Linked DNA regions of Mus musculus: region 2 is linked to region 1. The links are chromatin loops, found by intact Hi-C in ENCODE. Cell type or tissue: heart. All regions are shown on one strand.

The links. A loop is a pair of places that touch in the nucleus more often than their neighbours do. Peaks named below come from ENCODE experiments on the same cell type or tissue, not always from the same donor. Only the 100,000 strongest peaks of a DNase experiment are listed, where the experiment ranks them.
Region 2: a loop joins it to region 1, with 2.2 times the contacts of the local background. A loop is called at or near these places in 10 of 42 quality-filtered maps.

The regions. Positions count from the first base shown.
Region 1 is chr8:11,482,879-11,490,878 of GRCm38, reverse strand. No RefSeq gene overlaps it. Among named protein-coding and RNA genes, the nearest start is that of Rab20, 8.2 kb to the right of the region's middle. In heart, a CTCF peak has its summit at 4,624 (motif pointing right); a DNase peak (open chromatin) is centred at 4,488; H3K27ac peaks cover 385 bases; H3K27me3 peaks cover 1,498 bases.
Region 2 is chr8:11,245,524-11,253,523 of GRCm38, reverse strand. Col4a1 (collagen, type IV, alpha 1) reads left to right here. Exons shown (of 52, transcript NM_009931.2): 3 at 6,429-6,518; 4 at 6,617-6,661; 5 at 7,587-7,631; 6 at 7,725-7,787. Among named protein-coding and RNA genes, the nearest start is that of Gm32709, 12 kb to the left of the region's middle. In heart, no CTCF peak of the experiment used is centred here; DNase peaks (open chromatin) are centred at 1,023, 1,173, 3,133 and 3,693; H3K4me3 peaks cover 709 bases; H3K27ac peaks cover 2,385 bases.

The DNA of each region.
Region 1 (8,000 bases):
ACCCCAGAGTGGGGTCCTGCAGCTTCTCAGTCTGATACCTGCCTGGTGGCAGCGGCAGACCCCAGCATACTAGAAATATCAGTACAATGGGACAACCACCAACTACACCCATAGCCACAGAGATGAGCTGGCCTGAGGCATCTGTAAATAGTAGAGTGTGAATATCCAAGCCCTTTGGAGCTCAGAATATCGTGAGTGAGCCCTGACACTGGATAGCGAGTTCTTTGTATTACTAGAGAGTGTTTTTGCTTTGTTCAGATTGTGAGTGTGTTCAGGTTCGTCCCTCCTGGAGCAAGCCAGTAAGCAGCTCCCGAGTGGCATCTGCATAGCCCCTGCCTCCAGGTTGCTGCCTTGAGTTCCTGCGACTCCCCTGGATGATGGAACTGTAAGCTGAAATAAACCCTTCCCTCTCCAAGTTACTTTTGGTCATGGTGTTTAGCCACAGCGATGGAAACCCTGTCTAAGACAATACTAGCAAAGAATGTGTGAATGGGACGGACATCCCATCCTATGAGGATAATAAGGACAGAACTTGGCTGTGGGGGGCAGTGGGTCGTCTTCTGTCTGTCACTGGGCTCATCATATCTCTTAGGCAAAAAATTGCGAGGGTGTTGCTGTGTTGACAGTTTTTCCTGTAAGCTCCATTTAAAGTAAAGATTCGTTTTAGTATCTTTATCCAGGAATCCCTTCCTCAAAGTCCTTTGTCCTCTAGGTCTCTTATAGCCAGTAAGTTAGGTTAATTTATGAATGAGATCTTTCTTTAAAAACCCATTAATGCATTTGTTGAGAAATTTCTTATTTTTTCCTTATCTTTTTTTTCTCCAGTTATAAAATATAACTTGGATTTTCCTTCATGAAGAGTGACATCCAGTGCAGGCTCACAAGCCACGGGCTAAGCCACGACAGACTGGAAACTGAGAGGAGAGAAAGCATGAGGGCCTTCCTCGAATCCTCACAGCCCCCTCTGTTGTGATAAAATGTGTACACACACCACTCTCATACACTCCTCTCTCTCACATATGTGCATGCACACATGTACACATCCATCCACAGACCTCTTTCTCACACTCACATGCACACACACACACACACCTCTCATACACACATACCTCTCACATACCTCTTTCACACATACCCATGTGCATGCACACACATACATACCTTTTTCTCTCTCACACACATACACACACCTCTCTCTCTAACACATACACATCTCTCCCACACATATATACCTCTCACACACACATGTGCACGTGTGCACACACGCACACACACACTTCACACATACCTCTCTCACACACATATAGATGCAAGTGTGTGTGCACATGTGTGCATGCATACATACCTCTCCCTCTCACACACACACACCCTCTCTCTCACACATATACATCTCTCTGTCACATGCACACAAGCACACATGCACACAACACACCTTTCTCTGTCTCACACCTCTCCTTCTTCCCCTTGCTCCCCCTTCTCTCCCTCCCCTCTCTCTCCACACATAGACACACACACACACACCTGGCACCTTCCATGTGGTGCAGTGATCTCACCATTGAGGCTAGTGAATTCTGCTTCAGGTACAATGAAGTGTTTTAGGACCTCTGGCCACTCAGGGGTTTCTGAGACAACACAGACATTGTATTTAGAACAAGTTGGTTTTCTTTGCAAAAGTAAATAGCCTGTGTGAGGGCAGGCTCAAAGTCACTGTGCCACTTACCAAATGTCGGAGAAGTTCTTAGTTTAGACAAACCATGAGAACGGTAATTGAGAAGTAGATGTGTGTGGCCGCAGGTCGTCCTGAAGAAAGCTGAGGAGAGATGACACTCCAAACAGAGAGAGAACAGTTTGTCTTAAGAGAGGCGGGGACGGGAGCAGGCTTTAAATCACGTGGTTACACTCCCCACTGCTGCTGCCTCATCACAGGTCACCCTGCACTAGAACTCAGACAGGCTGTTTCTGTCCTTTCCCATCAGTCCTGATGCTCTCTATCCTGGAGGAAGAGGATGAAATTGCTTCCTCCATCACACCTGCTGAGCTGTCAGAACACTGTAGCAGGGCTGAAACAATGTTTCTCCTGACTGGAAGGAAAAGCAACTGTCACAGTAGCTCTGTGTCCCTTGGAGGTATGTTTGTGTCCCTTCCCTGGTGCCGTGATTGTAACAAGGCCAACTCTTGGGAGGCCGCCCTGTTCTGTGGGACAGTAGTAAGGATTATAACTAACTTTGTCCTACTTCTTTTTTTTTTTTTAAGATTTATTTATTATTATATCTAAGTACACTGTTGCTGTCTTCAGACACTCCAGAAGAGGGCATCAGATCTCATTACGGATGGTTGTGAGCCACCATGTGGTTGCTGGGATTTGAACTCAGGACCTTTGGAAGAGCAGTCGATGCTCTTAACCGCTGAGCCATCTCACCAGCCCCCTTTGTCCTATTTCTGACCTTAGTGAAAATGGTTTTAAAATTAGAATGAGCAGGTCATGGAAGCAGGTGCCTGTAACCTAACACTTAGGAGACCCTATCTCAAAACTACAAGATAAAATAAAAGTTTAAAACTAAACAGGAAACATGAGGGTTTATTTATTTATTTTTTAATTAGGTATTTTCTTCATTACATTTCAAGTCCCCCATACCCTCCCCCACCCACTCCCCTACCCACCCACTCCCACTTCTTGGTCCTGGCATTCCTCTGTACTGAGGCATATATAAAGTTTGCACGACCAATGGGCCTCTCTTTCCACTGATGGCCAACTTGGCCATCTTCTGATACATATGCACCTAGAGACACGAGCTCTGGGGGGTAATGGTTAGTACATATTGTTGTTCCACCCATAGGGTTGCAGATCCCCCCCAGCTCTTTGGGTACTTTCTCTAGCTCCTCCACTGGGAGCCCTGTGATCCATCCAATAGCTGACTGTGAACATTCACTTCTGTGTTTGCTAGGCCCCAGCATAGTCTCACAAGAGACAGCTATATCAGGGTCCTTTCAGCAAAATCTTGCTAGTGTATGCAATGGCGTCAGCATTTGGAGGCTGATTATGGAATGGATCCTCGGATATGGCAGTCTCTAGATGGTCCATCCTTTCGTTTCAGCTCCAAACTTTGTCTCTGTAACTCCTTCCATGCGTGTTTTGTTCCCAATTCTAAGAAGGGGCAAAGTGTCCACACTTTGGTCTTCGCTCTTCTTGAGTTTCATGTGTTTCACAAATTGTATCTTATATCTTGACTATTCTAAGTATCTGGGCTAATATCCACTTATCAGTGAATACATATCATGTGAGTTCTTTTGTGATTGGGTTAAGGTTTTATTTTTGATAAATGCCTTCTTACCAGGTGTGGTGGGTTGAATTCCCTCACAGTCTTGGGTATCTGACACTCGGCCAACAACTGGTAGCTCTGTGTGATGAGTCATAGGTGGGGTAGTGGTTTGAAAGAGAATGACCGCTAAAGGTTCATGTTTGAATACTTGGTTCCCAGTTTAGTATTGTTGGGAAGAGTTAGGGGTGTGGCCTTGTTTGAGGGGGTGTTTCAGAGACTCAGACCTCCCCATTAGCTCTCTCTGCTTCCTGCCCACGCTTCAGGATGCATGGTCTCAACTACTGCTCTGGCGCCAAGCCTGCTGCTGTGCTCCTGCCTTGCTGCTGTGCTCCCCATCCTGCCTGCTGCTGTGCTCCCCATCCTGCCTGCTGCTATGCTCCCCATCCTGCCTGCTGCTGTGCTCCCCATAACCCTAACCCTCTGCAACGCTCAGAGCCCTAAGTGAGAAAACATATTTGCTAAGTCCTGACCCAACCCTGGGCTAAAACTAAGGTCAGCCTGACCCTCCGGTATGCACAGGGCGTTTCAGGAACCATAACTCACCTGTCATTGTTCCATATTTCTACCCCCAAGGATCCAATCAAATAGAAACACCATGGTGGCACAGGAGTGCCCTATTCTTAGTGAGAGTTCATGTTCTGTCATGCTTGCTAACAGCCATTGTAGCTATGTCAAGGGGAATGTTATCATGATAAACCCCTGGGTCACTTGGCTTGGGCCACCTCTTCAGACTTGTAGTCACAGGAGTGTGTACCCCTGGCCAGCCTGTGTGACTCAACAAAAATTATAAAGACTTCAAACTCACAAGAAGCTCATCCTGGCTGTTTCCTGGGTGAGAACAGCCCGGCTACAACAAGCTCCAGGGTAAATGTTTTCTGTTAGAAGTTGTCTTGGTCATCATGTTTTGTCATGACAAAAGCCACTAGTACACCAGGAAAAGAAGAAGTCCCTTTTAATGTGTGTTTTTAAAGACTTAAAGAAAGAAAGAAAAAAACCCTACAGGACTGGGATATCACTCGGGGTAAACGCTGAGTCGTGGGTAGCAGGCTAGTCACCAGGGACCAGGGCAATGTCCATGAATTGAGCCTGGGCTGCCCTCTGCTCAGGTGGCCCTGCACACAGTTCCAAAAAACATCTCCAGGAGGGGCTGTTCAGTTGGAGGGGGGCTTGCAAGAAGGGAGGGCAGAAGCTCACGTCATCTCCACACTCATATCCCGTGGCAGGACTCTTGCTGTGAGAGAAGACATCCCCCCAAAACCCCCATCAGCCCTTTCTGTCTGGGGCTGCAGAAGGCTCTGGCTACCACCAGTAGGGGGCGCAAGAGGCATACATGGAAGTCACTATTTTTGATTAGACTCATTTGGGCTAGTGTGTTGGTGACTTTCACACATCGCTGCACATTAATAACATCTGTGTCTGGGGCTGTGGGATCTTTACAAATACTACTATCTGTGGAAAGACTTGAAGAGTCGTTTCATCAGAGGTACACAAAGAGCAAACCTGTAAAAAGGTGCTTAGCATCTTGAATCACTGGGACAATGTAAATCAAAACCAGAGGAGGAAACCCTGACTTGACAGCAGGGTGAGTGGAATAAAAAAAGACCAAATGTAGACAGGATAAGTCAGAACTGCCACGATGGCCAACAGTGGGACACTTGTGGCCAGAGCCAGGGAGCACAACCGATAGGAAGTGGATCAAGACCTGGGGTCCACATTGGCTCATAGCAGGACAAGCATGGCCAGAGCCAGGATACCAAAGAGCCTGAGTGTCCGACAGGACGTGGTCAAGACGTGGGGTCCACACTGAAATGATAAAAAGCCACACCAGTGCCACTTCTGTTGGAGGAGCCAGATTATGAGCTAAACTATGAGCATGTTTATAAAAATTTGGGAAATTAAATTAGTCTGTAATGGCAGAGGCTCATGGTTGGTGGAGACTAGGGAGGATGGAGAAAGCCAATATAAGATGTGACCCAGGAGTTTAAGAAGCCCCATGGGACAATTGATGTCCTCATTCAAGCGGTGGTGCCATGGCTGGACATGTGTCAGATGTATCTAATTACACACTTTAAAAGTGTATACTGTTCCTCTTAACTACACTTCAGTAATCAAAAATAAAAATTAGGGTTGTGAGATAGATGGCTCAGTGGGTAAAGGTATCTGTCATCATGTTTGATGACCTGAGTTTAGTCCCCAGGAAGAGAGCGATGACTATTGGAAGTTGTCCTCTAACTTCCACATGCTTGCTGTGGCACTCACTCACACACACACACACACACACACACACACACACCAGCTGTAATGAATACACTGGCCATTCAGTTGTTAAACTCGGGACTTGGTGTAGTGATTGGTGATTTCTGAGAATTAAACTCTTGGTTATATGTAGCTCCTAAATTATTCGAGGCTCATGCTAATACTCACATCAGCAGTTCAAAGTATGGTTTGTTCCTGGGCATTACCACTTGGTTCTTTTAGGGGTCTAAATAGCAGTAGAGTTGATAACTGGTTCACTTGAGGCTGGAAATAGTCAGCCACACACACTGGGACACCCTCCCAGAATGTCATGTATGTGCTAGAACCTTGATAGAGGCTTCCTGGCTCTGTTCTCTAATGCACAAAATAGGGGTGTCATGGTTTGGATATGCTTGGCCCAGGGAGTGGCACTATTTGGAGGTGTAGCCTTGCTGGAATAGGTGTGTCACTGTGGGCAAGGGCTTTAAGACCCCCCATCCTAGCTGCCTGGAAGTCAGTATTCTGCTAGCAGCCTCCAGATGAAAATATAGAACTCTCAGCTCCTCTTGCGCCATGACTGCCTGGATGCTGCCATGTTCCTGCCTTGACGATAATGGACTAAACCTCTGAACCTGTAAGCCAGCCCCAATTAAATGGTGTCCTTACAAGTCTTGCCTTGGTAATGGTGATTGCTCACAGCAGTAAAACCCTAACTAAGACAAGGGGGTTAGACTGGGGTATAGGCCCATGGCAGAGCACTCCTTTAGCATGCATGAGGACCTACAGCCTGGCAAGTGCCATCTGCATTTCAGACACAGATACTTCAGGGCTACACCACAGAGAATTCCCAACATCAAGGAGGAAGCCTCAACCAGAGTTTTGGGAGCCCAGGGTTCCAGTGGACAGAGAAGTGCCCTAGGTTCTTCCTGGTCCTATGAGAGACTGTCTTTGTTCCCTAGGCTGCCCAGGTCACAGTTTAAAACTGGGAGATAAAACCATGTTTGATGGCTCAGTGGTTAAGAGCACTGACTGCCCTTCCGAAGGTCCTGAGTTCAAATCCCAGCAACCACATGGTGGCTCATAACCACCCATAATGAGATCTGGCCCTCTTCAAGTGTGTCAGAAGACAGCTACAGTGTACTTATTGATAATAATAAATAAATCTTTAAAAAAAAACCACGTTCGTTTCTCTTGTATAACCTAAAAGTGTCTGTGTCTCTAAGCCCTGAGAATGAACACTAAATCACAAGATGAGATGCAAGAATCTGGTCCATTTTCCCTCAGAAATGCTGACCGTGGCTTAATGCTGACCGTGGCTTGTCCCCCAGGCAGAGAAGTGCAGTGAGACTGGATGGAGAGGTTCCCAGGTGACTGCTAAGACAAAACTGTAGCCTGTGAGCCTTGTGAGGAAGCAATGGAACTTTTGGGTGGTGGGACCTGTAGGTCGCTGGGGTGTGTTTGAAGGCAGCTGTGGCTCCCTCCTGCTACGCCTCTCAGCTGCTGTCCTCCATGGTGTTTCTGTCTCGCCATGGGCTTATAAGCAAGAGTCTTGCGATCACGGACTGAAACCACAATCCAACATGGCTCCGTCCTTCCTTTAGTTGGCTCTGTCTGGATTTTGTCAGTGATGAGATGTTAGGGGACACACGAGGCCTCTCGTTACGGTTGTCCAGACCCATGAATGTAAAACATGACAGTGAGCCGTCCCAAAAGCCGGACTTTAGTTAGCAATACTGTATTAGGGACTCATAATGAGAATGGGTGTGCAATGCTAAAGCTGGACACTGCCAGCTTCTCATCAGTGCAACAGAATGCCTGGGGAAACGAAGGAGGAAGCTAAGCCTCAGAGGTGTGGTTGGTCCAGGGGTCTCTCGGCCTTTGGGTGTGGTCTGTGCAGTGTGGAACATCGAGCGGGAGAACATCGAGTGGGGAGATCATAACATGGCGAAGCTGCTCACCTGAGGAGGGTAAGGGACCAGAGCAGGTGTATCTTTTTTTTTGGGGGTGGGGGTGGGGGGTGGGGGTGAGTGGGTTTTGAGACAGGGTTTCTCTGCGTAGCCCTGGCTGTCCTGGAACTCACTTTGTAGACCAGGCTGGCCTTGAACTCAGAAATCCACCTGCCTCTGCCTCCCATGTGCTGGGATTAAAGGCGTGCGCCACCACCGCCCCGCTAGCTGTATCTTTTTAGTTACCTAGAGATCTAAATTCTCCAGCTAGGCCCCGCCTCGCAATAACGCCTTGGTATTGAGTCCATGAAGGATCCTACCACTACTAGTTCAGAGCCCTTGAATGCAAAAACACAGCTCTCACCACAAAGGGGTAAGGCAGCTTATTCTTGAGCAAGATGTGAGTGCTGGTGTCCCAGGAACACAGACTCAGGGCGCCTGAAAGACATATTCTGCTTTGGGAATGGCTAGAAGAGATTTTATTAGTTACAAAGGAAGT
Region 2 (8,000 bases), 240 kb after region 1:
GAGGGCCAAGAGGGAATGGGAAGAAAGAAGCCAAGGCTGAGGCAGAGACACTCCGCAGATGTGAGATGTCCTGGCCAGTTAGGAAAGTGCCCAAGACTCCCGGTGAGTCTAGAGACAGGAGGCCAGCATAGGTCTTACTTTCTAATATAAAACCATGCATGCTCCAGAGAGTGACTTAGAACAGAAACTCTGAAAGATACCACAGAGAACTGCCCTCCAACTAGTGTGAGATGTCTGCATCTCCTCCGCGGAGGAGGACTTGGAAATCGTTTTCTTTTCCTGCCAGTGACTTGCCAGCGCTCCATTCTGCTGCTGCTTCCCCTCCATCAGTGAAGTCACATTTGCTGTTGGATAGGCTTCATGGGAAAGTCTCGAGTCGTCTGTGAGAAGAGGTTATTTACCGCACTTGGTTATTCTTGTGTTGAGCGAGTGTTAGCTCTTCAGAAAGTGTTTTGCATTTTTTTTCAAACGATGAGGAGGAAAATTGGGTTTTTATAGCCTAAAAAAATTTCTGCAATTTTTTTGTAGCTGTTCCGTCATCATGACTATTTACTATGTCTCCTCTCTACCTTTTGCTGCTCTGAGCCCCAGAGTTAACGTTGTAGCAATGTGTGAGGTGTGAGCTGGCAGTGGTAGGACTGACACTTAACAGCAGTTCAGTGGAAACTTCTCCCCTGCTACATTCAATTCATGGTGGAAAACAGAACTGAAGAGCTACCCTGACTCAAGAGGCCCTTCCCTTGTCTCACTGTGTGGGTCCTGTCCCCTCTCCCTGCATCAGTACAGTGTCAAGCAGAAGGCATGCAGGGAGCTCCCAGAGGGGCCCCGACACAGGAGCTTTTCCGTGACCTGGTGACACAGATTGCAGCCTGCCCACAACTTTCCCAGCACTATCACATTCCGGATATGGTCCTGCGGATGCCTCTCTGGCTAGGCTCAAGGGATTGAACTTGTGGAATTTTGGCTAAGTGCCATGGTTCCCCCATTGACTATGGTCCCTATAGATCATGGTCCCCCGAATTGACCATGACCCAGCATCCCAAATCGCTTCCCACTAAGCACATGCCCTGGTTGCTATGGGCCAAATCTCATGGCTTTTATGTCTCAGTTATGTTCAGTCTTGCTTGGGAAGTGACATCTCAGGGAACTAGATGACAGCAGGACACAGCTGGCTCAGGATCACGTCCAGAACAGAGATTTTTCTGTTGCTATTTAGCTTGGGACAGAGGCATCAGCCAGGTGCTAATGGGGCCTCAAGGGCTTGTGCCAGGGACCTGGGTTGTATTCTGCCTGGGATTTTCCGTTCCTTGGGTGGGGTGTGTTGTGCTGTTGTTTATCTCAGAATCCTGTCTCTAGTGTTGATGTGTGCCAAACACTAGCTGAATAACTTCTTCAAAGAAGGTGTAGAGGGTGCATCCCAAGCTTTAATTTGTGTTGGCCATCGGATTCCCTCTATTTTCTGTGAAAACACACGGAGATCCTCTTACCCAGGTTTTGTTTCAGGTGTGAGCAAACATTTTTGCATGTGCTGTGGTTCCCTTGAAGATCCATGATCCTATTGTTTAAAATGTAAACAAAACAAAACAAAACAAAACCGTGAAAGCCTCACTGAGACAAGGGTTCCATGCTGACCCTCAAAACAGCCACAACTTATCCATTTAAAATATTTTGCTAAACTTTAGCATAATATAATACATGCTAAAATTTAAAAAGATATACTTTCAGTTCTATTTTGTACAGAAGTATGCTTTGCCTGCATGCATGTATGTACACTAAATGTGTGCCCAGCATCCACAGAAGCCAGAACAGAGCATCTAATCTCCTCAAACCCAAGTTACAGCTGGTTGTGAGCTGCCATGAACCAAACCTGTGTCTCTGCAAGAGCAGCCAGTGCTCTTCACCACTGAACCATATCTACAGCTCCCTAGATCAACACTGTAGACACAGAATTTTAATTCATCATTCAGAATAAACTCACTACATAGCCCAGGCTACCCTAAAACTAGCATCCATCCTCCTGCTTCAGCTTCCTAAGTGCTAGGATTAGAGTCACCACCCCTGGCCATCGTGATTGCTTTTGATAATAGGAGTTTTTGATGATAACTTATTTTAGGCACATTTTATGTTCCCTTTAGTTTTTGTACTTGGTAATTGTTCCTTGAATTTAGAAATTCCCTACTATTTCAACCTCGCATGTTCTAGTTGCTTCCTATTTGACTTTCTTGCTGAGACTTGAGGGAGCTGAATCTTAAGCTCTTTTTGCAGTGTTGGAAGAGGCTGGGACATGATTGGGTATTACAAAGGGACCCTTTCTTTCCACATTTTACGGGATCTTTATGTGCTTGCTGTAGATAATACGGTAAGCAAACATTTTAAGTTCCTCCAGCATGAAACTCTATTTCAAGCCTAATTTGGAATGGCTAGTGTCAGCCCCGAGATGACTCTGAGGCCTGCCTCCCTTCATCTTCATAAACAATGGCATTTTGTTCCTCTCTTCAAGTTCCAAGTTTTACTGGGGAAAATAGCCGTAATGGTGTTCCTTGTTGTATAATCTTTTTTTAAAATTTTTTTTATAGATACAGATTGAATTTTAGAAGTCCATTTATAGTTAAAATTACTTTAGGGGCTAGAGAAGATGAGTTTTTAAAAATTATTATTATTAATATTGGCACATACTTATTAGGCAAAGTGGGATAATTGACATCTGCATTTGGTGTGACAGTCAGGTCAGATCAGGATGGCCAACATCTCTGTCTCTTCAGGCATCTACTGTCTCAGTGCTGAAAACCTACAGACTCCTCTCTCTATGACTGACATAATTAATTTCTTGTAACAATGAAGCCACAAAGCGTGGTTGCATTGAATTTTTTTTGTGTAATATTTTACAAGCTTCTCTTTCTGGCTCTCCCTTCCCTTCCTCCGTTGCTGGGATGAGAATGCAGGGATCCACAAGCTAGGGAAATGGTCTGTTGCTGAGCTGAACCCTCAGATCCTTGCCTTCAGCGTTGCTGGCTCACTGTCGTGGTGAAAAGCCATGGTTGTGGTGGTCAGTTGTGACCACCCTGTCCTTGGTGCTTGTCGCACACTGTGGGAACTGGATGACAAGGGGGTCTTCCTCCCCCACTTTGTGCTTGGCCTTGAGCTTAAGGGTGGTCACAGCTGGAATGGTGCCCACTGCAGCTGCAGCATCTGGTGTGGAAACTCCTGGCTCTGACATGTCCAGCTCGCTGCTCTTCTCTCTTCCCTGGCAGAAAACTGTGAGAAGCAGGATGGAGCCATTTGGTTCCAGCGCAGTGTGCGCCATGTGCTAGCTTGTTGTATAGTTGTGTGAGCGCTTGTCCCGTCTCTCTATTCTGCTTCTGTTCTCATGGTAACATTAGAGAGGGCACTGGGTATCCGATTATGAACATGCAGTCTTTACTAGAAAAAAAAATGAGAACATTAAAAAATGAGGAATAGCAAAAGGCTTGTGAAAGGAGGCGTCACTTCCCTCAGTTACTTGATTGCAAAACTCTTGGGAGATGTGGTTGCTTAAGCCCTCCACTGACATTTGGGGAAGAATGTGTTCTTGTGGTGAAGGCTGGTCTGGGAATTCAGATTTCTTCCTTTCTGTTCCCAGGAGTGTGAGGGGTCACCAGTGACATGTGACCAGTCAGCTCAGGATGGGTGTTGAACTTTCTGGACACCATGAACATAAGAGGGTCCGATTCCCCGGCTGACATCATGCTGTGGATTCGTTTAATATGCTACTGGGAACCAGATTGCTCTAGTGACCCAGATAAAGAAGGGACCTGGGGTGGGCTGACTTCATTTCTAATTCTGCTTCAGAGCTGAGTCAGTGGAAATCTGGTAGGAATCAGGTCATCTGGCTCCCTTCCCCGCCTCGTTCATTCCATGATTAAAATGGGAAATAAAAAAACCTTATCTCTGCTGGTCTTCTGGAGATACTGCCAATATCAATTAAGGACTAAAAATACTCCGCAGACACACTAGAAAGTTCTCCGCCAATGTTCCATTTTCGAGTCCTCCCCAGCTCAGTTTGGGTTATTTGAGAATTTGCAATTCAATTTTTATTTTATTTTACTTATTTATTTTATTATTATTTTGGGGGCCATCTGTTCAGAGTTCGGTCATAGTCTCTTTTGAGTTGTCTTTTTCTACATCTGAAAACCCTTCGAGAGAGCACTTTTGCTGCTAGCAGTTCTCACAGCTCCTCGGTTCCACCACCATGACAGGCTAAGGGTGAACGTATGTTTCACTCTGCCTTTGGACAAGTCTTGGTGGGGATTTCCTTCCTCAGCGCTCACTGGGCGTCTGGGAGGAGGATCCCACATCCATATGTGTGTGCTTGAATCTGCTCCTTCCAGTTGGTTTCATTGCTGCTGGCCCAGGGGTGGAGGAATGTACTATGTCCCCTCTCCTTTTGTCTTTATAAAGACCCAGAGGATCGGTGAGACCCTGAAGCAACTGAACAGTTTGGAGGGAAGCGGGTCTTTGAACATGCTCCCTTGTCTCGTTTGATCACGTGATGGTGGAGACCTTTTAAGCACCTCATGGCGCGTGAAGTGCTACTTGAGGGGGTGGGGAGTGGCAAATAGGGTCCTAACCAGGTCATTTCCCTTTGACTTTGCACTAATGAAGCTTAGAGAAAACCCTTGAGTCTTAAGCAACCCTGCCGGCCCACTCTAGAGTCTCTCATGCTTTGAAATGAGCTTTAGCAGGTTACCTACAGAGTAAAGATAAAATGTGTTTATGGGTTTTTTTTTTGTATTGATAATCTAAATATGCCAGTCTCTAAAACATCCCTCCATCAGACCCTTAGCTCCCTTTTGCTGCTACAAGGTACTCTAATCTCTCTAGGTTCAAAGGTTGGTGTCTCCTTCCTGTGTGTTCCCACCTTACAGTTTTTTTTTTCTTTCCTGTGACACCCAGCCCTGCTCCCCAGTCTTTCTCCAGCCCGCAGTGCATAGCAGTCTGACTCCTTTTGTCTCTGCCCATATTTATTTTGCATTCATCTTTGGAAGGTCAGCCTAAGGTCCAGAGCAGCACATTTTTTTTCTCTGTCTCTCGACTTTCTCTGTTTTTTGTTCTTTCCCAGTGTATTACAGCCCTTGTCAAACATTTATGCCATGAATGATAGTTCTTATTTTAAAAATCATGTTTCTTATTTCTTTTCTGATCTGGGGCAGAGGCCACCAGTAAACTTTCATCTTTTCGTTGGAAAAAAAAAATTACTGTTGAAAAGGAGACTGATCTAAGCCCACCGTCAAGCTATTGATCATTTGTGTGCTGAGATCAGAGCTGTGTCTCTGCTTATCAGTACCTGCAAGGGTCTAAAAAGAGAGACACGGATGGGCTGCTCAGAATGTCATCTGTTGGGAGCAAAAAGGTACCAGTGGCTGGGTGAGATTATAACCAACTCAATGAATAAAACTCAAGTATTTTTTTTATTTTATAGACTTTACATATTATACAGCTCCTAGTATCTACAAGCCATTATGTCAGGTGATAAATATTAGAAATCTAACATGGAACATCTGGAGAAGGTTTCATCCTTCATTTTCATATACTCATCGTATTCTCTTACGGTGCTGGGAAGGACTTAGAAAGGTTTATACTTTAGTCCATTTCCTTTGGCAGAACAGCCAATAGAATGAGCAGATGGGTGGGTGGGTGGGTGGGTGGATGGATGGATGGATGGATGGATGAGTGCATGCATGGGACGGTGGTTGGCATGTTGGATGTATGTGTAGATGGATGAGTAGATGGGTATGTGGGTAGATGGATATAGAAGGGAGATAGGTGGGTGGATGTGTGGACAGGTGGGTTTGTAGACAGGTGGGTGGATGTATGGACAGGTGCGTGAGTGGGTGGGTATATAGATGAGTAGGTAGGTAGATGTGTGGATAGGTGGGTGGTGGATATGTAGACAGATGTGTGGGTGGGTGGGTACGTGGATGGATGGATAGATGGGTGGATGGATGGATTGGTAGGTAGGTGAGAAGAGATTTGCTCATAAAATTGGCTCCTATGATTGGGAGGCTGAGGAGTTGTACCACATGACTCCTGAAAGCTGGTGACTTAACGAATTTAAGGCTGGAAGCCTGAGAGCCTGGGACTGCTGGCAAAATCTGTGTGTCTGAAGACTGGAGATCTGAACTTGTGGTGTAAGGACCAAGAATTGCCCTCTGCTTTGTTATGGCTCACACCTCCGCTGTCTGATGCTCCAGCCTATGACACTCAAAGGCAGGTCTCCCTCAGTCTGCCCACTAATGGAGATGCTGTTCTTAGCACAACACCTTGCAGGCACAGCCAGGAGTCATGCTTCACCAGAGTTCTGGACTCGACGTGGTCAAGTTAACACCTCAAACCGTCCATCTCAGCTGATCCTTTTTCTTACCCTGACTGACCTGTGTGTTGCCCCACAGGGAGAAAGAGGCTTGCCAGGGTTGCAAGGTGTCATTGGATTTCCCGGGATGCAAGGACCTGAGGGGCCACATGGACCACCAGGACAAAAGGTAAGCTTGACTGGAATGGGGGGAGGGTGAATGGCAGATGGCGCCCATCTTGTGACAGTGACCTGAGCCCTCCTCATGGCATTTCTGTTCTGCTGTAGGGTGATGCTGGAGAACCTGGACTTCCTGGCACAAAAGGGACGAGGGTAAGTCGAAAATCTGGTGACTCTGACAGAGGACCGAGGCGTCATGAGTGGGGTGCAGCCTCCACCCCAGGGCTGCCTTTCTATGTTTCCTCTATGCCTTCCCTCCTGCCTCTCTGCAGTGTCGTGGGCCATCACCCCTCTTTCCCGTGTGCTGGTGCTGCGTGCAAGCAGAACTCTTGCTGTATGAGTTTGCTTGCTCCTGTTTACTTCTTGAAGGGTCCCTTAGAGACATTTAAATTTGGGAGAGGGGGTAGCTAATCCAAGTCACTAGAGGACGAGAGGGCATCATTGACAGTGAGGAGACATTGTTAGAGCCAAGCTCTCTTTACTCTCTCTGCTTCATCCTTTTCAGAAAGCCCCAAGATGAAGCTCTCTGAGTTTCATCAAGTACAGAAGCAGTGACATGAAGTGTTGGGCCATGGTTACATAGCAAGAAAGGGGTGGGGCACTGGTGTCAGCGGAGACTCCCTGGCATTCCACAAGGGCTCACAGGGCAGAGAGAGAAATGTGATTGTCACTCTCCGGATATAGTTGACCATACCTGACTGTTTAGGAATTGGAAGAAAGAGACTCCTACCACGAATACATTTGAGTCTATTCTACAAACACTTCTTCATAAGTGTTAACAATTTTAATGTGAACAAAACATTAATTTTTAACTCAGATCCCACAAGAGATTTAATGGGGGCAATGGTTATTTCGGGGCATTCACAGCTTTGATTTTGGAGGCAAGAAACAGTGAGCTTTTGACAACAACAACAACAACAAACAAACAAATTTCAGCCTGAATCTTGAGCTGAGTCTCAGTGCTTCTTTCCCAGAATGCTCTCTGCTCGCGCTCATGTTCTAAGCTTGAACTGGGAGGATGAAGAGAGACACGAGGTTTCCTGTAGCTGGCTGAAAGGCCTTTGTTCTGTCTTTGCAGGGACCCCCTGGAGCAGCTGGCTACCCTGGGAATCCCGGACTTCCTGTATGTATACAAAACGCACGCATCAATTTCATGAAATATCTTACCACCTGGTGAGTTCCTATCTTTCTGACTTCTTCATTTGATTGGTTGTAGGGTATTCCTGGCCAAGATGGCCCTCCAGGTCCCCCAGGTATCCCAGGATGCAACGGTACAAAGGTAAACTTAAACCCTCCCCTCCCTTGGGCATGTGCTTCTAACTTCACACATGACCAGTCACTGGGAAGTTCTTTATCTGGAAGCTTGCTTACTTTGATGGGGGTAGGGGTGGGGGATAAGGGAGTGGGAGGGTAGGGAAGGGGGACGATGCAGTTTTTCACATTAAATGTGTGGGAAAGATAACAGTTCCTTTCTACTAGTATACTTTAGCCT